Linked DNA regions of Mus musculus: all the other regions are linked to region 2. The links are chromatin loops, found by intact Hi-C in ENCODE. Cell type or tissue: left cerebral cortex. All regions are shown on one strand.

Evidence for each region. Peaks named below come from ENCODE experiments on the same cell type or tissue, not always from the same donor. Only the 100,000 strongest peaks of a DNase experiment are listed, where the experiment ranks them.
Region 1: it touches region 2 in a loop (3-fold over the local background); 2 of 42 quality-filtered maps call a loop at or near these places.
Region 3: a loop joins it to region 2, with 2.9 times the contacts of the local background. A loop is called at or near these places in 6 of 42 quality-filtered maps.
Region 4: a loop joins it to region 2, with 2.0 times the contacts of the local background. A loop is called at or near these places in 4 of 42 quality-filtered maps.

Annotation. Positions count from the first base shown.
Region 1 is chr9:42,957,305-42,965,304 of GRCm38, forward strand. It overlaps Arhgef12 (Rho guanine nucleotide exchange factor (GEF) 12), which reads right to left. Exons shown (of 41, transcript NM_001359232.1): 41 at 6,538-8,000. It also overlaps the pseudogene Gm5831. Among named protein-coding and RNA genes, the nearest start is that of Gm36648, 14 kb to the left of the region's middle. In left cerebral cortex, no CTCF peak of the experiment used is centred here; DNase peaks (open chromatin) are centred at 4,080, 4,896, 6,970, 7,300 and 1 more place; H3K27ac peaks cover 1,442 bases.
Region 2 is chr9:42,390,578-42,398,577 of GRCm38, forward strand. Tecta (tectorin alpha) reads right to left here. Exons shown (of 24, transcript NM_001324548.2): 2 at 7,636-7,700; 3 at 4,356-4,489; 4 at 1,272-1,559. The coding sequence starts at 7,699. It overlaps Gm47629 (a long non-coding RNA gene), which reads left to right. Exons shown (of 3, transcript XR_003948138.1): 3 at 253-792. Among named protein-coding and RNA genes, the nearest start is that of Tecta, 5.4 kb to the right of the region's middle. In left cerebral cortex, no CTCF peak of the experiment used is centred here; DNase peaks (open chromatin) are centred at 3,967 and 4,500.
Region 3 is chr9:42,546,498-42,554,497 of GRCm38, forward strand. Grik4 (glutamate receptor, ionotropic, kainate 4) reads right to left here. Exons shown (of 21, transcript NM_175481.5): 15 at 3,910-4,019; 16 at 1,070-1,243. Among named protein-coding and RNA genes, the nearest start is that of Tbcel, 78 kb to the left of the region's middle. In left cerebral cortex, a CTCF peak has its summit at 3,862 (motif pointing right); DNase peaks (open chromatin) are centred at 2,665 and 3,874.
Region 4 is chr9:42,526,148-42,534,147 of GRCm38, forward strand. All of the region lies in intron 19 of Grik4 (glutamate receptor, ionotropic, kainate 4), which reads right to left. Among named protein-coding and RNA genes, the nearest start is that of Tbcel, 58 kb to the left of the region's middle. In left cerebral cortex, no CTCF peak of the experiment used is centred here; DNase peaks (open chromatin) are centred at 4,146 and 4,390; H3K27ac peaks cover 430 bases.

The DNA of each region.
Region 1 (8,000 bases), 570 kb after region 2:
AAGGTTATGGAATCTTCTAGATGACTGAACCTAAATAAATTGTCTCCTGTCTGGGCTTCTGGTATCGTATCATTTCAGAGCGTTTATCTAATCGTAGCCAAAGCAAGGGAAAGATGACAGAGGTTCGGACAGTTGGAAGAAATAGCTCCTCCCTACTTACACACTTTACAAATTGGGTTCTGGTCCTACCTTCTAGTTAGTCACTGATGACCATGGGGGATGCACTGGAAGGCACCCAGGGCTGAGCTGCCCAGTGCTGACCCAAACTGCCCTGGACCCCCTAAGTAACATTGGATCTTGGTTCCGAAGAGGAAGAGAAACTAACAGGAAGCTCCCAGGGTTCCTGGCTGGCCATCACCAGTCTGTCCAGATCCAAGAGCATCTTAGATCTCTAATTACCACATGGTGTACCCACCTTTTGAAGAGAAAAACAAAATTGGCTGGCAAACTGACTTAACGCAACTGCATCCATAGATCTTAATGAGATTCTTAGAAAGCAAAACAAGCCACGCATTTCCGCAGCGTACTCTTATTCTGTGCTCCTCATTTTGGTGCGATAGACTTTGGGGCTCTTGGGGCAATTAAGAAAATGGGCATAATTGAGCTCTCAAAAGGTATTTTATGCTGGGAGGAGTAGGTAAGAAATAATAGAACACTAATTGCCACCATTTATCAGGTGGCTCCTGTGCACATGGCTCTGTATTTCCAGCGTATTGCTGAAGCTTCAGAACACAGCCTGCAAGGTGGGCGCCATTATTGCCACCTCTCCATGCAGATGACTCAGGAGAAGCTTAGGGAAGTTCTTTTTCTGCATCTCTTCCCTCCCTCCCTTGCAGCTATCAACCCTGAAACTAGGGAGAAGTCCTGACATGTTTCCTCTTCATCCCAGGCTTGTGATCTTGGGAATGGCATAGCCGGACCTCAGCAAGATCAGCTGAGAGGCTGGATCCTGCCGAGTAGGACAGGACAGACCAGACCAGACCAGACCAGAGAGTTAAGAGAAGACCCTGGCAGGTTACTGCAACATCTGAGTCGGAGGCTTACATGTGGCAAAGTGACGGAATGCAAAGTGCTGTAGCAGGCAGTTCACGGACACCGACATAAGGGACAGCCCAGCACAGAAGAGAGGAGGGGCTGAAACTAATTTGAAAACCCAAGAGGCTGAGCTTGCTGTTAAGAGGAATAAGTGGTGGGAGAAAGGCCTTGACGGTGCATGCAGTTCGGTTATGAGCACTGGAGGCTCGGTTGGCAGTGCTCAATCAATTTAGGCGTGTCCATCAGGAATTGAAACTGCAGCAGTCTCTGTAGAGCCAAGTGACACTCATCCCACGCGGTCCAGCTGGATTCATGCCAGGAACCTTGTACTCACAGAAGTTTATGGTTGCAATTACTTTATAGAATTTCTTATCAGATGAAGGTAAATAAAATGTGGTATACCTATGCAATGGAATATTAGTTAGCAGAGTGAAGTGTTGATGCATGAAATATGAGCCTTTATAGCTTTATGCAGAGAAGCTAGTTGTGAAAGGCCACATAGTATATGATCTATTTGGATGAAATACAACCAGATAAATCCATGGGGACAGAAAGCAGTCACTAGAGGCTAAGGAGAAGGGAGGCTATTAGTGGGATGTGGTGAGGAAATGCTCTAGAATTGAAATTATAGTTGGAAAAACAATGGGCAAAGACCATTGAGCTCTACACTTTTAAGTGGTGAATTTTATGGAACATGTGTGTGTGTGCGCACATGCATGCACACTTGAATGCACATGTATGCATGTATGTATGCACATGCACAAGTGTTTGTGTGACATGCATGTTTGTGAGCACATTACTCGCCACTCTTTCAATCTTTTGTCTTTTATTATTGTTGTTTGTTTGAGTGCACACACATACCACGGTGATCAAAAAACTCTGTGAAGGACCGAGCCAATGTCACCACATTGAGCAGGTTGAGAACATCTACTGAGCTGTCTCATGAGCCTCTCCAAAATTTTTTATTTAGACAAGTTGACTCAGTGAACCTGGGCTTGTCATTTCAGCTGAGACTCTAGGATCATAACTTTCAGCACTAGGATCTCAGCCCCTTCCATGTCTCGCTTTTAGGTGGGTGCCAGGGATCTGAACTCAGGTCCTCATGCCTGAGGAACAAGCACTTTACCCACCTGCCCAACCCTACAGGGTATTAGATTTGCAAACACTTCAGTGTGGCTCAGGCTAGCCTCACACTCATGATCCTCCTGCTGCAGCCTTTGGAGGGCTGAGATTAAAGGTGTGATGCACTAATGCCTAACTGACTATAAGCACTTTTAAGGAAGAAGCTATTTCTGCAGCCAGTAATAAAGGCAAATTCTTGAACCCTGCTTCCACTAAAGTGTGCATCACAATCACTCCTAGACTTAGTAGCCTTGCCTGTGAAAAAGGTGACACGCACTTGATAGGTGGGGTTTGTCAACAATACGGCACCTGCAACCGGTGTTTTTCATTCTTGGGTTTTGAGTTCTCTACAAAAAAAATGTGACTTTCCACAGAATGACTGCTTGGAATGTGTACTGGCTAGTTTTGTGTCTACTTGACACAGCTGGAGTTGTCACAGAGAAAGGAGCTTCAGTTGAGGAAATGCCTCCATGAGATCCAACTGTAAGGCATTTTCTCAATTAGTGATCAAGGGGGAAAGGCCCCTTGTGGGTGGTGCCATCTCTGGGCTGGTAGTCTTGGGTTCTATAAGAGAGCAGGCTGAGCAAGCCAGGGGAGGCAAGCCAGTAAAGAACATCTCTCCATGGCCTCTGAATCAGCTCCTGCTTCCTGGCCTGCTTGAGTTCCAGTCCTGACTTCCTTTGGTGATGAACAGCAGTATGGAAGTGTAAGCCAAATAAACCCCTTCCTCCCCAACTTGCCTCTTGGTCATGATGTTTGTGCAGGGATAGAAACCCTGACTAAGACACAGTGTTACTAAGATGAGGGTGTGGGGAAAACTCAGGTAGGTCCTGGGGGCGAGAACTGATGGGGACAGGAAATGAGAAGTGTGGGCAGGACCTGGACACCTGGAGAGAAACGGGGGCATCCAGACTTTGGGAGAAGCAGAGTGGAGGTGGGCAGGACCGGGAGCACCAGGTCAGGGAGATGGGAAGGAGACTGAAGTGGGGCATGGAGGGAAATAAAGCTGCCTAACTAAACCAGGGACACGTCTCAGACACTGAGCTTAGTCTCTAGGGCGGTAACCACAGAGTCTGTCTGTGTGGGCTTTAGGACAGGCAAGTGGCACGGTGATGAGATGGCTGGGTCTTTGGGAGACTCAACTGGGTAGTCACATGTGTGGCAGACTGAAGAGAGAAGGAAGCAGTGAATGCGGGCGTCTCCTGTGGCGATGTGTGGCAAAATGACCTGGTTATGCTGGAAATGCAGCAACAGGGACATCAGAGAGCTGGGAAGGAAAAGATCACAAAGCCGGCTAACAAACATCGCAAGGATCCCGAGGTCAGTGTTTCTTTTTCCCTTTTCTTTCTTTTTCCTTCTTCAAGCTATCAACAAACACTCAGCAACCCCTTGTTTCCTAGAACAAAGCTGGAAATAAGTTAGTCAATTAATCGATGGCCTCTTTGGTCACCACTACCCAGCTATTCTGGCTCCAGATAACAAGATTCTTATTTCCATTTCCTAGGTCTGCCCAGCCTTGATTGCAATTCCGCTCAATGTATCTTTGAAGAGAGATGAAGGAGCGAGTTGAGCATGTGAGTTAATCATAGCTCATGTTTAAAGACCCAGAACCTACTCCACCTAAGCCCATTAGAAAGCAAATACTCCCACGGGGAGCAAACATTAGGCTCCGTATGTTCCAAAAAAAAAAAAAAGTCCATCCCATCTCTTTTCACTTGGGCTGTTAGTGTGCAAATGTATCATGGCATTTTGGGTTCCCTGGCACTTACTCTCCAGGATAGACCCATCACAGTAGCACATCAGCTGCCCAAGTCATCTAGCTAGCTAGTTCACATTCTGGGGACGCAATGCTTAAGAACTCCCTGCATTTCAAAAAGGCCCTTGTTAAGGACAGCAGAAATGGAGACAAAACTTCATAGTCCCTCCTAAACCGATGCACAGCGAGCCTCCCAGCACCAGCCAGGGAAAGCTCTTCCTCCACTGGCCTGCCTCTCACAGCAGTGGTGGGAAGTCAACTGCGCTCTGCATGCTTGGAGGATACCATTCTACTGACTGAGCCGCAAGTTGGATTTTTTTATTCTTTATTTTTGGACAGGCTTTATATAGCCTGTCCTGAAACTATGTACATCAGGCTGGCCTTGAACCTACAGATTCCCCTCTTTTTTTTTCCCTGGTACTGGGATTAAAGGTGTGTGCTACTATGTCTGGATATAGTATATAAATGGAATGTTTTAAGAATAAAGTTACCATATAGGTTTGTATTTAACTATAATTACCTTTTCCAGTTATGTGTGATTCTTTTATTTCCATCAATAAATTCTAAATTTCAAGTATAAAAGAAAACCTATTACTTCACTAAGCATATGAACTATATTCTGGGACACAGAAGCCATTGTGTAGCACACGCTGGTATCCCAGCCTAGGAAGATCTCTAGGGCTTGCTGGCCCATCAGTCTGCAGTTCTAGGCTGGAGATAGACTGTCTCAAAGGAGATGAACAGAGCTTATGACCCCCGCCCCCGTGTTGTCCTCAGTGTCCACCCACAGATACGTACTGCACATATGAGCATGGACATACATATACACATTTTTTAAAAGATACAAAATGTGACTGGGAGGCCAACATGGCTTCCTTTCTCCAGTATGTGTTCGATCAAGTATACGTGCATGTACGTGAAGTGTGATGGTGGAATTATCTTCAATCAGTTCTCCCTTAGTCTCTGCAGCAGGGGCTCTCAATCAAACCCAGAGCTGTGATGCCACTAGTCTCACTATCTAGTTTGCTCTGAAATAGTCTCTGCCTGTGGTTGAAATTATCCATAGGCTGCTAGCCTGCCTGGTATTTATGTGTGATCTCAGAAGCCAAACTCTGGCCTTCATGTGAACTTGGGCAGCAGCTGCTTAATCCAAGCCCTCCCCCCAGCCCAGCCATTTTGTGTGTTATGTATACTTAGTTTGTTGTCTTTTAAGGAGTTTTTCCTTGCTTTAGGTTTATTTATTGAACTTGAGTTTAAGACTGAGTCTCAGAAATCTGCAGGAGGTCACACAAATGGAATTTGATAGTTTTGTAATGCTTTGCATACAGAGATGTCTGTGTGAGATTTTAATATCTTTACACAGCTTGTTACCTTACCTGGTAAGGGCGATCTTCTTTGAATGCATAATAAGCTGGCTTCAGACTCAATAGCCTGTGGGCAGTTGAGTCCATGTGAGAGAATGAAAACTGCAGAGGTAAGCCCAGTCAAGATCACCCGACAAGGGCGAGGAGGGGCGGGACTGAATCCCTTGGCGCTGTGTGGCCTGTGTGCCTCCTGGCTATGTCAAGGAGTCAACAATTACTTCTGTAAAAAATGACTAAGACAGGAACATGTATGTGTGCGCAGGTGCCCATCAAGGCCAGATGGGGGTGTCAGGTCCCCTGAAGCTGGAGTTACAGATGGAGAGAAGCCACCTGGTCTGGCTCCTGGGAAGAGCACCCCCGGCCTGGAAAGGCAGCACACGTTCTTAAGCCGGGCCATCTCTCCAGCCCCACAGGAGCCGCTGTCTAACAGGGCTTAGACTACAGTTACCATAGGAGAGGCTAAAAGGTTTAGCTAAACTATATCCCACAGTATTAATTATTTGTTAAGCATCTTATTAGGCTTTTCAGCCAGTGTATCCTCGAATGTTTAAAAACATCCCAAGAAAAGGTGAAATTATACCTACACCTCAAAATACAGACAATGCTAAAGGCAGTCAGCCTTCTAAAAGAATGACATGCACAAATAGGCAGAACCACTTCCTGCATGTGCCACAAAAGCTGACACATGGATCTCATCACTTAAAAATGGAAAAACAGCAAAATTAATGTGTCATATCAAGTTTTTTTAATGATGTAATATACCAAAAATTGTAGTTGAAAGCTATTTTAAAAAAAGACAAGTGTCTCACTCAGGCTGACCAGGAACTCACTATGTAAACCAGGCTAGCCTTAAACTCAAGGGCCCTGCCTGCCTCAGCTTCCCAAGTGGCAGGATTAGAGCCTGGTATCAAGTGTATGCTACCATGCCTCCATCACTGCTTGAAAACCAAGGACAAAGCTGGCTTGTTACAAGGGCAATGTCAGCTGCTCACACCACTGCAGAGGTTCACACTTCACAGCGATCTAAAGACTAGTCTCACCAGCAATGAGACCGGAAGCAGCAGGAAGGCCAGGAGAGTCACTGCTAGGGAGGCTACTGACTCCTTGTCCACTTAAGAACTTGGTGGCCGGCTGTGGTGGGGTCACCTAAGACCTCAGCACTCACGGAGGAGCACAAGGCCAGCCTAAGGTGAGAACCCCATGTCAAAACACAACTTACAGAAGACAAACAGGAATACATACAAAGAAAAAGTCACATACTCAGTTCTTTTAAGCTTATTTAATATTTGAATTCTTATTTTCTATTTTCCCAGACCCCAGAAAACAGAAAGTTTTAGATGACCCAATATTTTGTTCCAGAAACATACAGCCTTATCAGCTAATTCATAAAAGAGCTTTTTACAAAGGTGCATCTGGATAATTAGAGCAATAAAAGTCTTTTAGGCATTTCAAAATGTGATCAGTAAAAATACATGATTATTAATAAGGTTTTTTTTTTAAAGATAGTTCCAGATTTCTCTTAAAAGCAATTTTTGTTAAAGAGTAAATGATTGTATGGTGAACAAGTAAAGTGAGACAGCCTAGTGGGGAAAGAGAGGCTCATTAAAAACCACCAACAGTGTGCACGCTACGGTCCCCTGCTGTAGTATGTCTGCTTAGCGGGTGGCACCTGGCAATGGCTGGGAGGGAGGGACTGGTTTCTGAGAAGACCACCTTTTCCTGATCAGTGTATTACCCAAACCCTCAGCACCCATGGGGAAGGCAGCCAGACGGGAACAAGAGCACGCCTTTAAATAAAGTACAGTTTTACAGCTCACACTAAATGGGGGTGAACTGTCAAAAACAAAAACAAAAACCAAAACCAACACAACGTTAGGGGGCGGGTGGGCAGGCGAGCGAGACCTTGCAGAAGTCTGTTTTTGTAGATCATGGTTTTCGGAGCGTGGAGGGAAGCAGGCACAGAGCAAGCTCAAGCAGGCGGCTGCAGAGAAGACAGCTTGGGCAGGGTACCAGCTGCAGGCAGCAGGCCAGCGCCAGTGCCCAGGAGCGACGGGAAAACGAGCCCCTGCAGTAGAGGCAGCATAAAGTCTTTTAGCTTCTAAAATTCTGGCAACAAGGACTTTTCTCTTCTTCACTCCCCAAAAGACAATGAAACAAAATACTTTCTAAAAAAGGGCTTGTTCTTTCTAGAGGTCATTAGAAGTTGTTTGGGGCACTGGTAGACTGCTTGCCTTGCACAAATGAGACCCTGAGCTTGGTCCCCAGTATTACAAAATTAGATAACAAACCTATGTACACCCACAATTTTGGCCCAGGAGCACAGCAACCCACACGTGAAAAGAAGTGTTCCTGTGTCATGTGTTCCCCAACATATGTGCCAGAAGACCTGGAAGCAAGGATGGGAAGCAGCCAAGGAGAATGTGTGGGCACCAGGAGGAACATTCCTGCAAGAAAACCCAAGAAGCAGAGAAGAAAAAAGAAAGGCCACAACTGGTCAAAACCAAAATGGAGAAAGCCAATGAGTGTACAGAGAAAACGTGGCAGAATAGCTGTTGTCCAGGCAGCTTTCAAGAGAAAGAAAATGAAAAAGAACCCAGGACGCACTGCTAAGATCAGGGGTCTAAGAAGACGCAGAAAAGAAAATGCCGATTTTAGTGCTGAGTTGCTTCCCGTGACGTGTGGTAACTTGAAGGGAGTGTTACACAAGGATAAATTCAAACAAG
Region 2 (8,000 bases):
AATGGGGGAAATGGTGGTCAGCGTTTGATGGGCGTCCCTTTTCTCCCCTACCCCTTCACTGACACTAAAATTTATCGATCGCTGGCACCCTGCATCCCTACGCTGTAAGATATGAGGCTTAAAGGACATAAAACATCACCCGAGGAGTCTTTAGCGATCCATAACGTGACAGAGGGAGACACATGCTTCTTTAGAGGGGTTATTTCTAGCCCATGCATCTGGTGCTTAAACATGTGTCTTTCTGTTCTGCAGGACCTCTTAGCAATAAAGTGCTTCGAGCTGCTAGACAGACGATGCTAAAACCCATCCCCATTGTGTCCTCGCTATGAATTGCAAGACCAGCACTTTTTAACCTCTCTCTGCTACACAAGAATTTCTGTCCCACCCCCGAACAGTCAACTCATTGCCAGGAAAGCAGATGGAATTACAAATAACCCTAAGAAAGAAGAGGATAGATTTTTTTTTTAAAGTTTCTCTGCTTACTAGGAAACTACAGTTGAAGATGGGTGTGATTTTGACTTCAACGTCCTCCACTATCACGGTCACCCAAACAAGCTGTATGCATTCATGGAAACTGGGGTTTTGTCCCTTTAGGCAGAAAGTTGATTATCTCTATGATATTACCAGAGATAATCTTTTTTATTTGACTTTTATTTGACTGCTCATTTGGGATTTCAGAGCAGATGTTGAAACTTTATTCAGGAATTGCTTTAACTGCCCACTCTAATTAACATCAAGTATGAATCATTTCAGCCCTGGTCACAATAAAAAAAATGTCATAACATAATAAAATGAACCAGGCCGTTTGTTCCCCCAACCCAGCACCCTGCTTCTCTCTTGCTACCAGATTTTATGGAGGGGAAAAAAAAGGGGAAATTATCGATGATGAGAAACATTTGTGCCTCTGGCAAGAGAAAAAGCCCTTTGTGTTCCTCACAAGATCCATAATCACACGGCCTGGAATGAGTCGCTTTGCCTTTATCACTCGCTCACAAAAGAGAATGCTACCTCCTGCAGTAATATTGTCGAGAGACTCCTTTTAGACATTGGTAATGAATTGAGACTGGGATGACACATCTGAAATGTTTCAGCTGACTAGACTGGTTCATGCTGATATTTCCCTCCACTTCCTGGAAAATGGGTGGCGAGACCTATTAGTTTAACTCAAGCGAACTGACACTCCTCCACTCTACCAATTACATCCCTGCTCAGTAGTGAGGACGAACAGGATGTCAGAGACCCCGTAGAAAGTGGAAAGGCTGGGTGATTACAGGCGTGGTACTGCTGCCTCCGTAAAACGTGACTTCCTCCCAGGTCACAATGAAAACCCAAGTGGCAGAGAAGGTGGTCATGTCTTTGAAGTACTTCCTGATGTCCTTGGTGGCTCTTCTCAGGATGGCGGGGTCCATGGTTTCTCTGTAATAGATCTCACCCCGAATTCCATTGTGCACATCTGCCCAGAATGGAGCAATGAAGGCCCTCCCGTCCGTCAGGGGAAAGGACTCTGGTGTAAACTGGCTCACTAGCACGTTGAAGGAAACAACACCATTGTTATTGACCTACAAAAATAAGAGAGGTTTGGCACAGTGGTCCTGAAAAGCAGGGAACTTCAGAGTCACAAACCAAGACAGACAGCCAATCACACAAATGAAAGGAGATTTGAAGTGCTGGCTTTGAACCCCTAAATATCAGCTCCCATCATTCTTATGAGAAGGTTTGTTTCCTACTGGACACGCTCATTGGTTTTCTGTCACTTTCAGTTTGTAATCAGCGGCATTCCTCATTAATAGAGTCTCATTTTCATGTTCTTTATCTTATCTCTATTTGCAATTATTAAGTGCTACTAGTGCTGTGAGAGACAGAGACAGAGACAGACAGAGAGAGAAAGAAGGGTGAGGAGGAGAGAGGATAAAGAGAGGGGAGAGAGGAGGAGAGAGAGGGAAGGAGAGAGAAAGGAGAGAGAGGAAGGGAGAGGGAGGGAAGGAGGGGGAGGAAGGGGAGAGAGGGGGAGAAAGAGAATCAGAGAGACAGAGACAGAGAAGTGGGGTATCAGGCCAACCTAAGAATAACGGAGACAAAAAAGCCAAATTTGTTGAGAGTCATAGATGCAAGACAGACAGGAGAAGACAAACAAGCACAAACAGTTAACTTAAGAATTGAAGCGCTCTACAGTATAGCTTGAGTCTTACTGTATAATGAAAAAGGAGGTGGAGAAAGATGAATCACCTACTCCTTTGCTGAACTCAGATCTCAGGGTGAGCCATTCGGTGTGCTGGGTGAGCCATTAAAAAACAAAACAACTTCTCTTGATGTCATAACTACTTCCTCACTCAGAAAAAGGGCAAGGTTAAGACCTAAAGATGTCCCGTTTCTGTCCAGTTCTTGGCACTCGAGAGCATCTTTGTCTTTGTACATCTCTGTATAAAACCTGAGACATGAGTGCCTCGAGTTGTACTTGTAAATGACTGAGTAATAGGGAGTCCTTCATGGTTTGTAAAGGGCTCTGGAAGCACAGGAAATGACAACACCTTACTGCAATGTGGCCCCTTAGTTCCCTCGGGACCTGAAATCAACCCTGTGTCTGAGAGAAACTGACTTAATCCCGTGGCTCGTAAGACTTCAGTGGCAGAAAACATCCATGCTGGGAATACTTGCAGTTCCTAGGCAGAGAAAAATCTAGAGATGATTGCCCTGTATATCAAATCATTTGTTATATTCCTACTGATCAGCAACAGGGTAGACAACAGTGACCCTAGGCAAGGGCTATGCAGCTGGACTGAGGGTCCCTCTGCATGTGTTGGAAGAAAGCCTGTGAGGTTTGGGGTGTGAGATGGCCAGAATAGAGGGAAATTGGGAACCTGTTCTCATCAAGAAAATAAAAAAAGAGCCCCCCAGAGGCCTGTCTGCAAATAATGGGAGGACTTCACTTCTCAGAGCACTGGGAAGTCAGGGCACAGTTTATGCACAAATGATGCTATCCTGAACCTGTCCATCTACAAGGTCATGAATTTTTAAGCTCTGAGTTACACTGTGTGGTAGAAGAGAAAGAAGAACTGAGTGAAATTCATGCTCTAGAGGCCTGGGGGGAGGCAAGGACCCCAGAATGGAAAACATCTCATCTCCAAAAGCAGGTCAGTACACTTCAAAACTTATAGCCAGCTCCCTCAGACAGACCTGGGAGGCCCCTGAGGTGAGAAAGCAGGTTAGGATGCTAGAGTCACGTATTTGCCAGGGTGAAACAGGTGTGATGAAAACACACGGGCTCACCTGTGGAGGAAGCTGGCCGAGCCATCGTGTGTTTTGATTCTAGTCTGTGGTAGAGACCAGTGGCTCTCAGCCTTTTGTGGGCACCAGGATTACCTGGAGAGCTCATTAAGGTAGATAAGTAGGCTCTCTCCCCCTGTTTCTGAGTCAGCTAGGGTGGAAGGTGACACAGCAGGCAAAGCTGCCAGTGTTTCAGGAGCCCTTAGGTAGGTAGAGTAGTGTGTGTGTGTGTGTGTGTGTGTGTGTGTGTGTGTGTGTGTGTCTGTGTGTGTCTGTGTGTGTCTGTGTGTGTGTGTGTTGGGGGTGGTGGTGATTTTCTAGCTGTACACCAGAAACTGCCAAAGTAGCAGTCTCAGCGGCAGATGTGAACATGCTCCAAATTTCAGTTGTTCCTCCAGGGTAGGGGACCGACCTAGGTGAGATATGGCAGACTCTAACCCTGTCTCCCTCAGTCTGTGAGGGCAGAGATGAAGACAGGTTTAGCTTTTCCAAACCACAGTCTCCGAAGCAGCAACCTCAAGCATCCGAACTGCACGACCTGAGACTGCCGCTGCCCTGGGGAGCTCTGAACTGCTTCCTAGCACGGGCTTCGACAGTGGTACCCTCTGGCACAGCTACAGACCTAAGGAGGGTGGCTGAGTCTGCAAACAACTTGTATGCAATCCTGGATTATTCATCTCCCATGCTCTGACTCAGCTGCTATTTGGTCAAAAGCCCAAGAAGAGCAGATGTCTAAACTTTTCACACCCCCAGAAGAGAGCAAAAAAAAAAAAAAAAAAACCTATACCACTCCTATTGTGTTTCATTGTTTCTTTTTTTTATCTTGTTGAGTAGCAGAAATAATGTGAGCGGCATTGGGCCTCTGCTTCGCTTCTGTGCTTAATCACCCACAAAGGCAATTTACTGCCCTGTATACTCCTCCACCATGAACATTAGCCATTAACTATACCTTTGACTTTCTTAATCATAAAACCCATCAGCTCATGAAATCTCAGAACTTGTCGCTTTGGCCGCCAATAAATCCCCAATCCTCGGGGCCCTGAAGAGGGGTTTTAAAGTGTTTTCCTTAATGACAGACAGCAGGGACTTACATAGACGGTGCGGTAAGGAACACCAAAGAAGAAGACGGGGATGGCCAACTTAATCTCAGAGGAGCTTCCGTCATCTACTTTAGGGGTTCTCGTGTCATTCTGCCAAAATGGATACATGAGCTCCCTGGGCTGAGCTGTCAAGAGAGATGGTGGTTAGATAGATTAGACGGCAGCTGCCTCTTCCATTTGGCAAGCTACTATCCCTCCCACCTACTAAAGTCAGCTTGTCTGAGTATGGTTTACAAGCCCAAAGCAAGGCAGCAGGCCTCAGCCTTGCCAGTCTGAATCTGTGCAATACCTAGCTGATGATCTTGTGTCTTTGGGAAAGGAAAGAACAGAAGGGACATGGTCTCTGATTAAGACAGAGACCTATGTGCTCTATTCCAGTGTGTCCATGCATTAGAGAGAGCAGTGGTGACAGTGAAGTGGGGATGTCATACCACCATGGGTACCTGGAGCTCTCGGTGTCCAGAGGTGGCCTTTAGATGTGGCGTGCGTGGGTGAGAAGGGCTTGCCTCTTGAGTAGATGACCAGATGAAGAGAATGTGGATGTAACCAAAGAGCACCCTCCTATCTAAGAATTCTACGATTTGCTGAGACAGTCATGGCAGCTTTTCTTAAGACTCCTTTCTTTCCTATCACATAGCAGAAGTCATCAGAGCCCAAGAGGAGTAACTGAACCAAGACAACGGGAGGAGAGGGTTGGTAGGAACTGTCTGTGAGTGACCTTGACTAAGATCAGCCCATGGAGTTCTGTCCAGCTCTATTCACAAAAAACAGCAAACATGGGATCCTGGAGGCAGCAGAGGGAGGTGCCTGTGTGCATGTGTGAATGCATGTGTGGGTGCATGTGTATGTGTGTGTTAGTGAGTGTGCATGCATGCGTACATGCACGGAGGGGTTTGCAGTGCTGGAGTACTCTGTAGGGCAGACAGTGTTCTTCCTGGTCCTCATAGTCAAAGGTGAGTCATTACACAGACCCCACCTGGGGCAGCAGCACTTCCTCCCTGGATGCTTGGAGCACAGACTCTGGAGTTTCCCACGAAAACTCTTGCAAGGTGTGGCTCCGACTGGTGGGAAAAATAAAGCAATGTCCCCAGGGCCTGCGCTACCAAGGACCCAGTACAACTGTACCTCGGAAATAATCTGCATGTCACATCTGATGTCACTTCTCTCTGCCTCTGCTCTTTCTTCTTTTGAATGAAAGGTGGACAACAGAATAGTTTTCTTCCTTTGAACATTTATCAGTTGTTTTCTGGGAGTGGGGATGGAATAGCTGATCCATGTTGGGCTGTGGCCACAGCCCTCAAGCCCATCCAGAGACTGATGCCCAGCCTCATATCAGCTCTCTGGGAAAGTCCCCACTTTGTACTGATGGAGCCGAAAGGGTAGAGAGGAACTGGTCCCAGCTAGTTCTTCCCCTGGGAGAGCCCGTTAGTGAGCAGACAACAGCCTCCCAAAATAGCTTGCAGAGTAGACAGATAGCTGCTAGGAGGGTCAGGCAAAGCTCTCTAGCTCTGGAGTAGGGAGTTGGAGCAGGTCTGTCCAGACAGAGGTATAATCTCTGAGGGAGAGCATCAGGAAAACAGGGGAACTAGTCCAGCCATTAGTATTTACACATCGTTCCCACATCTCAGAAGTTTCTGGGAAGCTGCCCAAATCTTAACCTGTAGGAGATGCTGTGGCCGATTTAATCTCAGGAGCATTCAGCCAGTGAACTGTGTTTGATGTCACAATAAGTATTTAGAAAGGCTCTTGGAATATTCTTATTTACAATATGGTAGTAAAGTACAAATTTCTAGACCATGAAAACCTCCAAAAAATTCGTTGCCATCTTACACAGGCATTAAACACAGGCACGTATTAGATTTGAAGGTGACCGATTGTCTTGAATTACTCGTGCATATAGCTGTCAAGCTACAGGTTTGTGTTTCCTGGGGAGCTTTTTGGGAGTCATGCCCAGTATGGAAAAGGGCTCCAGGTCACACAGCACAGTAATCACTTCCATGCAAAAGTTCATTGGTATTTTGTACAGCTCTGGGCAATCTGTCTGGAGAAGAGACAATCAAACCCCCTTTCTGAGGACACAGAAAACACTGGCAACAGGGGACCCAACTTCTCTCTGGTTCCAAGATTCCTCACTTAGTTTGTGATTTTTGAACAGAAATAACAGTTTAAAGTTTTCCGTCTGAAAAAACATTAGATAAGTCCATCTAATACTGTACAACCTCAGGAAAGATTTGTTGAATAAAACATGGCACTCGACTAAAGGAACCAGGCAAAAACAACAACCGATTCCCATCTCAGAAGCAATTACTATTGAAAATAGAACTATTAGCACCTGGGCCAATTGATAGTGTCGCAGTTAGCAACAGAAACACTATCCCTACCCATGCTCACTTTAAACAGGGAATCACACAATAAATATAGTTAGGTTTCCAGGACTTTGCTCTTTCACCAAAGAAAACTACACATCCTTGGTGTAGAGGTGGAAGATGGAGTCACTGGGTTAATTGTAGGGAAACCACTCTACTGTTACTTTGGGATGTGTTGGTCCACTATTAACACATTCTAGGACAACGGGCATGATCTTAAAGGGAAGGTTCATCTAAGACCTGGCACTATGCAGCAACTGAACTCCACAGACTAAACAAAGGTGTTTTGGAATATTAGTCCTAAAAGACTTATGTCAATTGCCCTATCTTTCTAATCTAAAAACTCATGTACAATGGCAGGGTGGCATATGCACAGTCCTTCACTAACTTAAGAGAGATACAGAGAGAAAGAAGGGCCCATGAGGGCTGAAGGAGTCAACTAGCTTGTTTATTTGTAGCTTTCCATTGTTGGCCTATGTCCTAGGTCTCTGAGACACAAGATATCAACACCAAGGCTACTACTGCCACTTCCTAACCCTGAGTCAAAACACAATCACGCTTTAAAGTCTCTCACATAAGCTAAAGGGCTAAATGGGTATCAGTGATGAGGGAGGAGGTGGACACCCTCATCTCCTGCAAGTACTGGAGCTAGCATTAGTCTGTGTTGTTTTAAAGACTTTCGCTGGCATATACAAATTGTGTTCGAAGTTAAATAAGAGAAAGTGAGCATCATTCAAAGTTAATACATCTTACCCTTGACAACAGAATTTAATTTACTTTTTTCCCTTGTTGTATCTGCAGACACATGTACACCTGCCCTTGCAATTACGGTGCCAACAAAAGTGTCTCTTTATAAATTCAAGAGCATGCTGATCAAGAGCTGTAGGAGATGCTGTCGTACTCACCTTGGTGCCGAACAAGAGCGAAGATGAAAGAGACCCAAATTCTAAGTAATGATGAATAATTCATCCTGGAATTTTAAAAAGAAAAAGGAAAAAAAGATCCCCTGCTTGCCAGAGTAAATAGAACACCAGGTGTGTTGGGTGGCAAATCCCGAGACACACCACAACCATCACAGAACAAATTCACATCCCAACATCAATCGTTCAGAGTTGGCTGTAATTCCCAGGAGGCTCACGGGTTGAGTTCAATAGTTGGGAGACAAAGTAGACCCCCAGAAGGCGGCTGCCTAGAAGTGTAGGTTATCAGGGAGTTAGATGGGAAAAACGCAAGCTGCAAGGACCAAGGGGAAAGTGTCTACTTTGCATCT
Region 3 (8,000 bases), 160 kb after region 2:
AGGCTGTAATTTCCGAGAGCTACGACAGTCAAACCTATCGTAGATTGCTAACAGAGGATCCAATACTTGTATTCCGCAAGTTTCTCTCTCTAGACTGCATATGTTCTTCATGTCCCTCATTTCTACATAGCTTCTGGAAGTTTTCAAAGAACTTTCCTAATGTTGAATCTTTTGCCCGTCAGAGAATCTAATAGCTTGACCATTCCTGCAGCTCCTGAGATGGACAGGCCAGCCATGCAGAGCTGGGAGTGGGTGGACAAGGCTCAAGGGGCGATAGTGGAGCCTTGCTGCACAAAGCCTCTCTCCAACTGGAAACCAGAGGCTGCTGCCCAGGGAGTACTGGTTGACCAGGAAGACAGAGGCTGGGAGGGGAGAGCAGGGACTGTACAGCAGGCTCTTTTGCATAAATCTGCATATGCCCTCTCTTGGCCAAGCCACTCTATCTCAGTCAGTTTTCAAGTCAAGAGGTCATATTTTTTGTTTGTTTGTTTGTTTTTTATTTTTGTTTGTTTGCTTGCTTTTTTGCTATAGACCATCAAGGCTGTTTCCTTTTATCTCTTCATTTGTTTGTTTGTTTTGCTTCCTTCCTTCCCTTCCTTCCTTTCTCTCTCCCCCTCTCCCCTCCCCATCCCCCCTCTCCCCTTCCTCCTTCCCCTTCCCCTCCCTCTCTTTCATCTTGGTTGTCCTCTGTACGCAGACCCCAGAGACAGCACTAGGTGCTAAGATAGAGTAAATAGTACTGATTGTTCATCCCCTCTGACCCCACCTCCCACATGCACATTGCCCATCACCCTCTGAACTTTTAAGACAGCTAGCTCCCTGCTAGGGTCTACCTGGCAAGGCAGATCTTCCTGGTTGCTCTCTTTGCCATTGGAGAGGGCTGATCTGTTTCTCTGTGTAGTGTTGGCTATCCTGGAACTCCCTCTGTAGACCAGGTTGGCCTCAAACTCAGAGTTCAGCCTGCCTCTGCCTTCCAAGTGCTAGGACTGAGGGTATGCACCACCACCATCCGGTCTCGGGTCTCTATTTAGTCCAATCCCCTAGCCCTGGGTCTGCTGCCGGGCCTTACCAGACACCACTGACACAGCGGGTAGACAAAGCTCGAGGGGCAATAGTGGAGCCTTGCTGCATGAAGCCTCCAACCGGAAACCAGAGGCTGTTGCCCAGGGAGTACTGGTTGACCAGGAGATTACACCGGCCCTGCGCACAAGGATGTGGACTGTACCACTCATAAGGAGTCAACCTGCAGGAGAGAAGACCATATTTCTGGGGTGAGGAGGGTAGACATGGGGTGCTGGAAAGCTGCACAACTCATCTTCCTGGCTGTGCCTGTGTGACTGGGTCCACTACTCCCCTCTGTTCCTCTGCTATACCTGGATCCTTGGATTTCTTTTTCCCGTGGAGGGGGTGAGGTGGGTTGGACTCACCCCCTTCAATAGTTTGAGAAGTCAGTGCTTCACAAACTATTTTTATTGAATCCTTCAAATAAATACATTTCTCCCTTAAGTAAACTCAGGTGTTCAACTCCAATATTTAAAATGACTAAAGGTGATGGCTTTGTCAGGAAGGTGGGAGCACAGGGATGGGCAGCCTGGAAGGGACCTTGTTTTTTCATGGTGAGTTTCCAAGGAGACCAGGAAAAGTTCCAAGGGTCCCATAGGGCCCCAGCTTAAAAACTCTCACCCTAGTTTTATAGGTCTCAAACCCCAGCTACATCAGAACTGCCAGGGAGGCCTGTTTTTAAAAGCCCCTGTACGATAAGCCTGTGAGTTGCATGAGGACTAAAAACTTGTAAGCTCCAGGTCCGTATCCACACTGACAGCCACTGACTCCCTCTTATCAGATGCAGTGTCCTAGATCCCAGCCTTAGAGATGCAAAGGTACAAGTATTAGCGCTGTGAGGTACCTCTGATGGGGGGGGGGTACCTGGAGTTTAATTTTCCTGCTCTAGAAACTCAACCAGAGTTACAGCATACGGAAGTGAAAGTACAACCTGTCTGAAGGAACAGGCACTGGGGCTTCAGAGTTCTCAGTGACCACATGTGTCTGAAGGCTCCCAGGAGTCTTTGTGCTCCGTGGAACCCATGCGCAAACCATTGCCTTAGAGCAGAATATCCCAGGTTTGCATAGCATACAAATATGCAGTCATATGGTTAGCCCTTTACTGCCTTTTCTATTTTCATTCTTTGAGACAGGGTCTCACTCTAGCCCAGGCTGGCCTGGAGCTTACTACATAGCCCAGGTTAGACTCAAATGCATGGCAGTCCTTCTGCCTCAGCCTCCTACCACAATAGGCTAATAATGTATTTTCTTTTGTTGTTGTCATTGCTGTCGTTGTTGTTGTCATTATTATTATTATTATTATTTTCTAATGCCAGATTTGGGACAGTATATGGGCGTGGCAGCCACAAAGGAGGGTGCAGAGCCCATCAGGGTAGCTTTAGGTGAGTCCCTTTTGAGTGTTTATACAGCAACAAAGCACTAAGACCCTTTGCAGAGCCTTAGAGGTGACTTGAAAGCTGTGCAGACTCCACTAGAGCCAACTGTCCACACATATAGCCTTAGCCACAGGGGGCCAAAGAGAATCTCAAAGCAGCAGAGCCTGGATCTCACAGACAGCTTCCTAAACACAGCAGCAGACAGCGCTGCGAAGTGGAGAATGGAAGTGTCAGACAGCACGCAAGCTCCCGCACCTCGCCAGCTGTCACTGACAACAGATAGTTGACAGTGGCAGTGCCTATGGGGCCAAGAGAGGTGGGTGGTGTACAAGAGCAAACCCCGGTGCCTTTGAAGACTACTAGGCCGTTTGATTTAGCCTTTGATCACCACAAGAAGAGGCACACTGGGGTCATGTAAGACTCAATACATTCCTGTTGCCTTTCTTGAGTGGAAAGAGCATGGGCACCCAATCCATAGACAGAACACAACCCCAGGAAGACCCCCCCTCTGAGAGATAGAGCAGGATCCAAAGGATCATCTGGCCCCGATGCTGTGGCCTAGAGACAAGAAGTCACTTGCCACAGAGCCTCTGTTGGATTTCTAGCTCATTCTAAGCTATTCTCCATTCCCACTCAACAGTCCCCTGTGATAAACTGAGCAGGTGGCGGGGACTTAAACAGGTGGAAGGTGGCTTGTCCTGAAATTCAGGCTACCTTAGCTCAGGGGCAAACAATCCCTTACAGCTTAGAGATACCCTGGAGTGTTTCAATATGACCAGGAACAGTTCCTGCCTTCTGCGGACAAGGGAAGGTTAATTTTCCCTGGCCCCTAACCTTTACCATTTCTCCCAACTCAGTACTGGGCACAAATGTACCCTCTTGTTGCCTGCTACCCTCTGTGGGTTTTGTTTGCCAAGACAGCTGTGTTTTCAGAGGCAGAGCCAACCTCTGCAGAGGAAGCATTTTCCCCGGCCTGTGTCACTGTGGCCTCTGTCCCCCTTGTCCCCGCCCCCCCCCCCCCAACTCTATTTGGATTTGCAAGCTCCATTTCTCATCATTCAGGACTTTAGGGCAGATCATAGCAAGGAGGGATGCCAGGGTACCCAAATGCACCATGCTTAATTAGAGCAGTCTTCCTGTCGCCCCCTCCCTCTCTCCTCTTTCCCAAAGTTCCTATCCAAGTTGGGGCGGGTGGCAAGGATGCAGGAGGCCAGAATACAAAAGCAAACGCAGACAAGCAAACCTGTCCGCACTGTGCATGGTAGGGAACACAAGCACAGGCAGATGGACGGCTAGTGTGAGGTTGACAGCTGGGCAGAGAGCATTTCAGGCCCCCAGTCCCTCTGCCATCTCTATTTGGCACCCGAGGTCTTCTAAACCATCCTCTCCTCCCACCACCCCCCGCCCCGTGCAGTTCCCAGAGTGGACACGAGGTGGCGGTGTGAGGACAGGGAAGGAAAGGGAAGAGTACCGAGCCACCAGGAAGAGGACACAGCTGACCGCCAGATAAGCTAGAAGCATGAAGAGCCAGACTCCTGGAGAAAAGGGATCCAGGAAGGAGAAATAGCCCGGTCTGCGTCCCTGAAAATGAAGATGAAAATAAGATTCACTATACATAGTCAAAATGGCTTTGGGCAGGGCAGGGCATGAGCACTGGCTTGGACCTAGCATTCTGGGGAGACTCTGGGTGATTCTAACAATGCCAGAGATGATAGTGTAGCCCAACACCTTGTAAACCCCGATCTAGTGATGAATCAAAGAGCAGTGTGGGTCTGTCTCTTCCAGGAATAACGAGGCTTTGTGCTGAGTAAGTCTGCCAGCCCTTTGACACCTGCGACTACTGCCTTGGGGCTCAGGAGGACCTGTGAGGTGAAGTTGCTGTACAGGGGTCTGACCTCAGCACCTCTCTTTAATGTCTGCATCTTTCTCCTGAGAGTGTTAATATGGCTTGTTCCCTTGGCTTTTTGCTTTGCCAAGTGTCCTCAGACAATGGAAACAAAGTCCTGAGGGCCCCTCAGACGATTTTGTCCATTTTCCTAGTGAAGAAACCAAAGCCCAAGAGATGCACCCAAAGTCATGCCATGGCAAATGGATGACTTAGAGACACATCTTCTAACTCGAAGTCACCATCCGGTCCCCTCATAGCTTGATGTGCTTGCAACTCTTGAAGTTGGAGCCAGGAAAGGAAAATCAGCTCCAAGTTCCCACCACGTCTCACAAGAAAGAATGTGAAAGACGGTGTCAAGGCGTCTGGTGCCTGATCCTGTCTGGTCTCAGCTAAAGCTGGGCTAGATCAGACCCACTCTCTGAAAGCTGCAGGCTTGCTCCATTACCCTACAGTGTTTCGTCTTTCATTGAAGAGAGCTCACATACACATCTGTGTTCCTTTCTTCGTAAAGGAAACAAACACCCTACGTCAGAATGAACACCTAGACTCAATCTGTGGGTCACAACCTCTTTGGGGCACCAAATAACCCTTTCATAGATGTTGCCTGAGACTATCAGAAAACATAGGTATTTACATTATAATTCATAAAAGTAGCAAAATTACAGTTATGAAGCAGCAACAAAAATAATTTCATGGTCAGGGGGTCACCATAGCATGAGGAACTGTATTAGAGAGTTGCAACACTAGGAAGGTTGAGAACCACTGCCCTAGACGGTCTGACGGCACAGGAGCTGAGCAGAGGTTGCCGCTACAGGTGGGGTGTGCTCTCTCCAGCCACGTTCCGCTGTCAGCTTTATTTCTTCTGTTTACTACAAAACCACCAGGCTAGATGCTGTCTAAGGGCCATTCGAAACGGAAATGCTGTAATTTTTATGATCTCAGGAATCCAGGAAGTCTGTGGATGTAACTAGAAGTCAATATCACCTTAAGCCAATCTATGAGTAGGTCTGCTTTCACACTTAAAGTTATATCAGTCATAATAGCACCTACTACCTGTATGCAGTGCCTGCCTCGATAGCTTTCTGTGTGAGTGACCCCATGGTACCTGCATAGCCTTATTCCTCAGTGACTTCAGCTTTTATGGGTGGCTTCTCATTTCCTCTCAGAGAACCAGGAGGAGCATCCTCAATGCCCTAGGGAAGAATTTTACTTTCCCCTGGCACAAAAGGGACACAGAGTTGCTTTACCACTTGCCCTGCTTATAGGCAGTCATTCTTGAGACCTGCCGTCTTTCATCAATGTTACCAGAACCTCTTAGGAAGCCTTTATGAAAATAATTTTCTTTCCATGTATAGCACAGGCCAGGGAGAATCCAAGGGCATTTTCTCCCAGTACATGAATGGTTGTTGATGTTCAGAGGACGCTTGATCAGGCTGGTTGGGAAAATGAGTCTGAAGAAGAGGCAAAGGACGGCAAAAGAGGGAAAGGAACAGGAGGAGGAGGAGCAAGAAAAGGAGAAGCAGCATTAGCAGAAAGAGGAGGGGGGAGGAGGAGGAGAAGCAGAAGCAGCAGCAGCAACAGGAGAAGGGGGGCAGGTTAGAGACCAGATCATGAGTGTGTTTGCTCCCATCATTACATCAATCTTGTAACAAGAAACAAGGGGTTCAGGGGCAACAGAAGCTGGGTCCACGGTTGTTCATTGCAATGTCTACCACAGGCTGACTGTCTTACTCATCGCCCTAGCATCCCGTGGCAGACACAGAAAGATGCAGAGTGTGAAGAACCCACACAGGTGATGAAGGACTCAAAGAAGACCACCTTTGCTACTTTTGTACTGCAGTAGAAATCACTAGCTTGGTCCACTCTCGGGGCTACGCTTGGTTGCAGACTGCCTCTCGATAAATGTACATGAATTCTATGTGACCTGTTAAAACTGTTTTATTCTGTGCCTTTCAAGTGTGAGACAGCCAGGAAGGGGGAAAAAAAATCTTTCATTGCTGCTTTCTGAATCTGAACTCCATTAGATGTTCCATGTCAGAAATCTATACCTGATTGTATCACAAGCCGTGAACCCGAGGAAAATGGCAGCACTATTTAAAGCTGCCATATTCGGTTAGGGTTGATAAGAAATGATGCAGAGCCGTGAGACAAACTCCTAGAGGCTTGGTTTATATGGTGCGGGACATCACACAAATAAGAAACAAGACATAGGTAGACATAGCCTCACTTGAAAGCGGCCTGTCACACTGGCAGCCTCTGATTTCACCAATGATTGACTGATACTGACCAGAAGAGCAAGGGTTGGGCAGCCATTGGAGATGTGGGTCTGGGTTTAGGCTGAGCCATGCTGTTGAGATAACTGCAAAGGAAGCATGCTCCTTGGAAGATTCTGAATGCTAACCCATTTTCCTATGTGGATGTTTCGGATTGCTTCCTTCCCAAGGGACACCCTAGTCACTGGGACTTGGCACAGACTATGGTCACATGCCATAGGCACTTTTTCAAAGTACCAGCTTCTACTGAACCCAAAAGATGTGTAACAGTGACAGCGACTCTTCCGAAAAACTCAGTACCTCGCTATACGCTCTTGATTTCAATACGAGTTTCCATGCTGACAGACAGAAGAACCAGGGCCCAGGGAAGCTGTGTCTCACTCAGATCATTGGTGATGGCTTCAATTTCCCTGGTACTCACTCATCAAGCTGTGCCATCGGCACGCTGCGCTGCTCCATTCTCATGGCAGCTGTATCAAGTCTTGTTCAACTCTTAATGTTTGTAACTCGCTCCAATAAACTCCTTAATTAATCCCAGGCCTTCTACCCCGTGCCAAGAGAATCCAGATTTACTCAATCCTACCCATTTAAAGAACTCATAGATGTATTTATCTATCCTCATCATCATTTATTGTGACTGTTGTTTTATAGACATTTGTATTGACTTAGACGATCAATATAACTGCAGACTGCAGGTATGGCCAGTGCCTTTAGGTGACAGCAACCATTCTGAATGAAGATAAGTAATGGTTTATGTACCCATCTCTCTCCATACAGCCATAGCCATAGATCTGTGCTGTGGAGGTCAAGGACAGGACAGGTCCTGCTGGTGGGATGAAAATTAGAAGCAGTTGCCTTGAATTTTTGACTGTGCTTCAATCTGACCCTACCACAGCTGGCCTCTTTAGTGATAAGAGAGCTCTAAAGGATTGGCCACCAACTAGCCCATGGTCCTGGACTGTGGAGGCTGTTTGAATTGTATGGTGGCAGTGGATCTTCTCATATGACATATGTCAGTGCTGCCTTTTATTCTTAAACATCTATTAATTCAATTTCTGTGTGTTGGAAAATGATATTGTAGAAAGTACTCTCCTTCCCAAAGTCTGAAGCCAAATGCATGGGGACACCAGGGCCAGACAAAGCAGACTAAATGGTAAACAAAAATGCTGACTCCGCAGTCAGATTGTCCAGGTATATGTTGGTGTTCTAGTTAGATACAAGCTCAACCACGGCGGGCAAGCTACTTAACCCCTGGGTATCTATATACTCTTTGTAACTTAGGAGTAACAATAAATCTGACTTTGTAGGGTTATTTCGAGGACTGAAGATGTAGTAAGGAGTGTGTGTGTGTGTCCATGTCCCCACACACTGCTCTCTCTCTCTTTCTCTAATGGCAGGCAG
Region 4 (8,000 bases), 140 kb after region 2:
TCATATCTGTTAAGTTGTCATGGGGCACTGGGCTATGCTATAGCTGGGAAGAGCCAGTTTTGTACCACACGAGATGCTCCACAGAAAGGAACAGGAATTGGATGCTACCTGGCCATTTCAAGATACCTTGGGTTTCTCATTATAAAGAACCCGAAGGATGTCTGTTCTTTACTTTCTTCAAGCAATACAGTATACTGCATTCTCTGCCCAGATGATGGTCTGCTTTCAGTGGTCCTGAGGCTTCACACAAGCTATAATTTTAGCAGATCATGCACTCCAGTCTGCAGATTCATGGGTCAGCTCTTCCAACTCTGCACCAATTGATGCAGGGGCCTCCATCCCAATTAATCCATGGCAGGGATCTTAAAAATGGGGGAGGAAACTATCTTCGATTAATTTAAATACCAGCCTATCTCACCTGGGCCACTGGGGACAGAAGACATTTGAATATAGGAATATCAGAATCCATATGGATTGGGGGATGAGACATAAGGGGTCTCTTAAGAAAGAAAGAGTATGCCCAAGGGTCTGGCTGTGGTCTGAAGGTGGGTGCTCCAGCCCACGGGTAAGGAGTGGTGAGACGGTGGGCAGGCGGGGGTGGGGGGAGCACTGCTATATCCCATGACTTCTCAAAGCACTAGATTCTCCAGCCAGCCCAGCTAAGAGAGGTGACATTGGTGATGGTGAGAATGGCCACCTGCCCAGGTAAAGGGAGTCCTTGGGTCATGTTGGGACACTCCAAGATAACCCCAGCACTTGAAGATAGATCTATCTGAGATGGAGAAGAAGACTAGGGCCTCCCAGAAGAGCTCTTCCCTCCTGCTTCTGGAAGGGTGCTGCATCTCCTCTCTGGACCTGTCACCTGTGCCCTGCCTACATTCCCCATCTCCCCAGCAGTTTCCCCTGACCCTCCTTCATCTTCCTCTCTTCACTGGCTCTCTCCAGGTCATGTCTTTCCCTTCTCAGACCCTTGACTACTCCAATTCTGCCCACCCAATGCCCTTCCTCTCTCTTCTCTATCTTTGTGAACCTTCAAACACAGCTGTCAACATTAGCACCATTTTAAGACACTCTGAACACATACATTTGGGAACTCCATCCCACATCAAGGCAGGTGGAAGAAAATGCACCCAACATTTTACAACCAAATGCACCTAAAATTTCTTCACTTCTGGTTTTACAGAGCAGAAAGAAATAGTTAATTGACAATTGACTGTGATTTCTCAGCCCTCACTGCATAGAAGGGAATGTTTGTAAAATGAGAAAAATCTAACCCCAAAATTGCATCTAAATGAGATGCAGTTTTATGAATATTAAATTTAAAAATTAATGAAGTTGGAACAATGTTCCATTTTGGAGATATTTAATTAAACATGTCTTAATTTAATTTTGCAAGTTTTCTTTGTGCATTGGGAAGCTGATAGTTTTCTTTTCAGACCTTAACCATAATTTTGAACACCTGAGAAGCTTCTAGGCCCTGAAGGAGAAAATGAATTTACTAATCTGGATTTACTTCTGTGAATCCTAGTTAGCTCTCACATGCTGGCATCACCTGCTGCCCTTGCATGTGACAGTGGCTTGTTCCTCTGATAGCACTGCCCACGTTTTGTTTTCTGGCTCAGGGGCATTTCCCAGCCTTGATCTTACACAGCCTCTCTTAGCACTGGATGTTGTCAATCACCTTAGCACTGGATGCTGTCAATCACCTTAGCACTGGATGCTGCAATCACCTTAGCACTGGACCCTGTCAATCACACCCCCCTTCTTGGCTCTTCATAAAACCACTGCTTGATGCCCTCTTTGAACCTCACCAGTCACCCAGGCTTGCTCTTGGTCTCTTGCCTCTCAAGCACTGGTTACTATCAAGTCCTTTTGGCTTTATCTTGATCTTCTTCTCTCTACCCATCCCATCTCCTTCCTGCTTCAGGTCTTCCCCAACCCTTGCCTGGACTACTGCATCTACTTCAAAATGATTTCTCTGCATGTAGTAGCATTTCCTGTTCAACTCCACCCTCCATCAAACTGATCTTTTCAAAATGTAAATGCTGTGACATCACTGCTAGCGACACAGAATTGTTTGCATTTCCCAGCATGCCCTGGTGCTCCTGTCTGTGCACTTTGAATCTTTTCAAGCACTTCTGTGGCTTTGGGTCTGAAATATTACCCAAGGCTCATGCATTTGAACACATGGTCTCCAGCTGGTGGCATCATTTGCAAAAGATTGTGGAACCTTTGGGATATGGAGCTCAGCTAGCAGGCATGGGTCACTAGCAGGCTAGGGCCCCTCTGACTCAGACTGAACTCTTGATGCTTTCTGGTTAGCTGCCATGTGAATGTGGGCCTCTTCAAATAGCTTAAAGCAACAGTTCTGAACCTGAGACCATGACCCCATCTACAAACCTCTATCTCCAAAAATATTGACATTACAACTCATAACAGGAGCAAAATTACAGTTATAAAGTTGATATGAAAATAATTTCATGGTGGGGGGGGGTCACCACAGCATGAGGAACTGTCTTAGAGGGTTACAGCATCAGGAAGGCTAAGAATCGCTGCTTTAAAGCTTCAGTGGACAGAACCTGTACCTTGGCCTTCCCTCCTCAGGGAGCTGAAATTTCTTGGAAACCGAAAATCAAATTAAATTCCTCCTCCCCACAGATGTGTCTGTCAGGTTATCTGCTAATAGATAGCGCAAAAAATAACTAGTCCAGCATTTCTTCTCTCTCTCTCTCTCTCTCTCTCTCTCTCTCTCTCTCTCTCTCTCTCACACACACACACACACACACACACACACACACACACACACACATCCTGGCTAACCTCATCCATTATCACTGAACACGGGGCTACCTTATCTTGGTGGCTTACCTGATCATACACAACTCTGTCAGCTCTTCTGTCTTTGCACCTCACTAATAACACACTGTGCATCATTCTAATTGTGTGCACACAACAATCATGGTAGTTACGTTTATGAATCTAGATTTCTCATTAGACTAAATTCATTGGGAAGAACCAGGCCTTGGGGGGAGGGGGGTGGATAAAAGACCAGAATGGACTGGAGAGGAGGCTGCAGGAAGGCCTGAGTCCAGATACCAAGAATTCTGCATCATTGCCCTATGACTGTGATTGCTTGCCCATAATTCCAGCGTTGGAAAGAACAAGTTGCCTAGCCACACTAGCGGGGTCAGTAAGCTTTGGGCTTGATTGAGAGCTAGAACCTTAAGAAGAAAAGGTAGGAAATGATAAAGGAAGATTCTAGACCAGTCTGAGGGACTCCACATACACAAACACGCAGGCACTCATGCACCTGTACCCCTGAGAACACATCAACACACACACACACACACACACACACACACACACACACCACATATACCCACACACAAAATGAAGAAAAATAAAAGATCAGAAGGAAAGAGATAGCCAGGCAGTGGTGGCGCACACCTTTAATCCCAGCACTTGGGAGGCAGAGGCAGATGGATTTCTGAGTTCAAGGCCAGCCTGGTCTACAAAGTGAGTTCCAGGACTGCCAGGGCTACACAGAGATACCCTGCCTGTCCCACCCCTCCCCCCCCCAAAAAAGAAGGAAAGAGATAGACAGCTGAGATATAGAGGCCTACAGTATACAAAACTCTGGGTCCTCATTGTGAACTCATTAAATGTGTGTGTGGTAACTGTAAACCATGGCGACTCTCAGTGAGGGCTCCAGCCAGATGTTCCAGACCTTCTGAAGGCAGCAGAACACTCACATGGCTAAATCCATGACATAGGTCCCCATGTTAGATGAGTTGGGGAGGGAAAGAAGGGACTATGTGCTCTGCACTCAGACGACTCTAACTCTGCTTTGATCTAGACATGTTCTCAGAAGGAGCTGAGGATTTAATGAGATGCTGGTAGAGGCCAAGAGCCACCAAATGGCCCAGTCTTTCTTCCTAGCTTCTCGACTTTCACGGCCAACCTGTTAATCATGGGTGTTGGCTCCAGCGTGCTAACTCCTGGCTGAGTGGCCTCTTCTTCCTCTTCTTCAGAGCGAGGCTTGTATACCAGCCATGCCTTTAGGAAGTTATTGGAAAGTAGAAGCAAGAATAGATTGCTGGCAGAGTGAGAGCTGAGAAACAGATGGAGGGGGGAGGGGCACATTCAGAGAGCTGGGCCATTCTGCTTAACACTGTCATCAGTCATCCCCCTAGAAGTCTAATGCCTTCCACAGAACACAGCCATTCATCAGCTGGGGCTGGGAAGGGGTTTGCTCCAGCCTGCAAGATCCTGGCCGCCCTTCCAGATGCCTTAGCACCTGCAAGAGGGACTAGGAAATCATCTAGTCACTATTTCTGCCCCCTCCAGTACACAGGACAGTGCATAAGCCACCTAGACAGATGGCTTTAAAACTGGGCTTTCCTCCTGACACCCGGAGCCGGAGCCTCAGCTGTGTTTCAGCAATCAGTACACATTAGCTCAAATAGATTCAGAGTCTCCTCGCAAATCCCCGGTTGGTGGAATACTAGCTCTGGTGTCACTCACAGATTGCCCACAAATACAAATACTAGCTCCCAAATGAAATGCATCATTTTCTTTGTCTCTGGAATGTGACTGGGGAGCAGACGTCATCAGGAGATACCGCAGTGAAGAGACTCAAATCACCCACCTGCCCCTCCTTCCTTTCAGCCTAGCTAAGAATCATTTCTGAGATTCCAGTAGAAGAAGCTCCCAACCTTTAACTGAATTCCAAGTAACAGTGTATCTATCTGTACCTAAGACACAATGCATGCTGTTCTCTTTTGGAACAATGGTTTGTAGGTGGGTGAGGGGCAGCTACACCATACAGATATAGAGAAAGGACAGACAAGACTCATGGTCTCCACAAGTGACATCATATGTTCTCTTTGATGCTGATGAACAAATCTTTGTGGTACATTTTCCATGATCTGGGCACTGTACTAGGTGCTAAGCTCTGAGCAGTGTCAGACTTTCCAAAAGTATCTTATGCAAACATAGATTCTTGGAACCATGAGGCTTTCTATCATTTTAGAGTCGCATTCCTCTATAGCCATGTGGACATATCAGACAGGGCCATCTCCATGGGACTCTTTGCTGTAAACAGCAGCTCCTCCTTTAGAGTGTATAGAGTGACCTACACGACCTTCCCAGTAACCATTTGCATTGCATGGCACTATGAAGGAGAAAGCTTGCCATTTCTGCTTGCCCTCACCGTGACATCTTTCACTTAGAACCGGCAGATTCTAGAAAAGACAGGTGGAGGAAAATCAGGAAGAAGGATACAAATTGGAAGACGCATTAGAGAAACCTTGCAATTACGGGAGAGGCACACTTCATCACGGTCCACAATACAAGCTCAAACATCCCACTTTCCAAATCTCCTCCAATTATTAGACAGGCTAGAAAAGAGACACACTGTTCCTGCTACATAAAAACATTAAAAAGACAGAGAACTTGGACTGTCCAACTTTTCATCGCTAATGGGTAACTTCTAAATAAATCTGATGGCAATGTGATATGCTCCAAAAATATGAAGGCTCCCATTAGGAGTGTTTACTATAAGCAAGGTTTCATGCTAAAGATTTTAACTCTGCCCTTGAAAACTATTTTAACTTTAATCTTGTAAAGTTGCCTTTGACAAGTTGTGGCTCCATTTTCCTGGCAAGGGAACAAAAGTACAGAATTAAAATTCATTGCCCAAGGTTCCACACCCAAATCTAGATTCAAAGCAGAGCCTTCAGCCTTCATACCACTCCTGAAATCCGGTCACTCTGTGATCCCTCCACTATAGTAGATGTGCATAGAACTTAACTGGCATCCTGAAAACTGGCTTTATTGCCCAGAACCTCCAAGGTGGCAGGGGTGAGGGATTCTACATACAAGCTACAAGCTCGCTTCAGGAACCCCTACTCTCTTGCAAAACATGATGTCAGATGCTTGGTGCAGTGATGTGTCAGCTTATCTTGGCTCAGTTTCCAGACAGAGGGGAGTGTGGCCTTCAGAATGGCTGTATTTCTTGATGGCAGACTGGCCAGGTCACCACTTATCTCCGTTTCTGGTCTTGTTGTGTTTTCTGACAATCCTCTGGAGTTTCTCTGCCACCCCTTGTTCAGTGTGACTCCACTGGGGTGGGGGTGGGGTGCTTCCTGGAAGTATCTCTCTGAGTTGCTATCAAACTCCCAAAGTCGGTTCTCACCTTCAGAGCTTTCCCAAGAAACCAGAGAAGGAAGAGAGCCTGCTGGGCTTTCTGAGAAAAGAAAGGGAGGGATGGGTCCCCAGAGTCCCTCATTCCCCCTCCCCACCCCCACTCTCCCTAAGATGTCTCAAGCTTTCATTCCCACTGTGCCAGACAGCAAACTTCCTGTTATCCAAAGCTTCCAAAAGTCAACAGCACTGCCTCTGTGCCATTCTTGAAAGGGGACCCCGATTTTCATAGCCTGATGGAGTATTTGTCTTCCTCTGAAGCCTTGATTATGAGCTCATGTTTTTCAAGATAAAGGTATTCAATTTCCTTGGGGTTCACCCACCACCTTTTGTCTGGTGATTGTTCTGCGAAGCCTTTGGTAATCCAATCCCTTTGCATGGGATACTGGCATCTGAGAATGGCTAGCAAGATTTCCTTTTATCGGAGCAGGGTGAGAAAATAAACAAATAAAATACATGAGAGAGAGAGAGAGAGAGAGAGTGCAACCTGGCCTTTTTTGTTATTTCCAGTCTTCCACAGGATCTACTATCTTATGTCTCAGTGTTTGCAGGAAGGTAGCTGGTCGCCAAGCTTCAGGAAGGGACAGATAAAAGAGGTTATGACAAGAAGAGGGAAATGTTCCGTTTACAAGATCCAAATAAGGCCCCGTTAAGGAGGCTCGAGATAGGAGGCATTACCTCGGTGTTCCGATTCTTCTCGGCCTTGGTGTCTGAGTTGTAATGCTCGATTAAAAGTAGGGTAAGCATCAGTTCCTTTTCTTTGAAATTTTGTGCATTTTAATAGGATAACAAAGCAGAAAAGGATTACATTAGGCTCCCGCGTGTTGTCTGGTACATTTTAATTGAGACCAAAGTGCTGGCAGTTGCTGGCAGTTTCAGAGGTCTCTGGGGAAAAAAGGCCCCCCTCCCACTTCCTGTCACCTCCATCCCTCTGCTGTTCCACAGTCCCCTCGTTTCTTTAGGCACACATGAAAGCCAACTGGTGCAAACTATAAAAGGAAAGATGACCCAAGAGCTGCTGGGGAAAGCAAATTAAAACCCCTGCTATCTCAGACACAAGGGGAAAAGCTTCCACGGCTCACCTCTTGGTGGCCATTTAAAGACTTCAAGGAGATCTTTTGTGTCCCGCCGCTCCTCCAAGTCTGAGTTCTTTGAGCCATGAGTTAGAGGCAAAGATAAATACAATGGGTAATTAGCCAGAGAAAAAACACAGCGCTTGGGCCAGGACTTCCAAGATGGCCTGTAAGAAGTCATGAGGGAATTTTGCTTGGCCAAGGAAGCTCAAGCATCTTTGAACAATTTGTTTGGATTTCAGCCATGGCAGAAGAGGGGTCGCTGCATGAAGCTGGCCTCCGTTGCTATGGCTGGGCGGGCAGCTGACACTGTGGTTTTCGTAGAAATGTGCGCAACGTCCTCCAGACAGTCCTGCTCCCTCACCTTGGCTCTTAGAACAGTGCTTGCTCTTGGGTGCCAAAGGGCGCTGCAAAGGCAAGTTAGTGCTGGCAGGTTGGGAAGACCCAGGTGTCTCCTGAGGCTCAGCGACCTGGGCAGGGTCACTCCACTGATGGCTTCCTTTTCTTCTGTCTGTTCTTCCCTCTATGCCAGAGAACACTTGGTCTCCATGAACACCACAACGAGGCCTCCCGACTATGCCGTTTTATCATTCTCCAGGGCGGGGGTGGGGGTGGGGGGTGAGGGTCGTGGCGGGGGGGGGGGGGGCGGTTGCGAGGCTGACTCCCATTAGTCTCCCTCTTCCCTCTACCTCCACCTCTGCTGTCTAATCAGTCTCCGTAAAC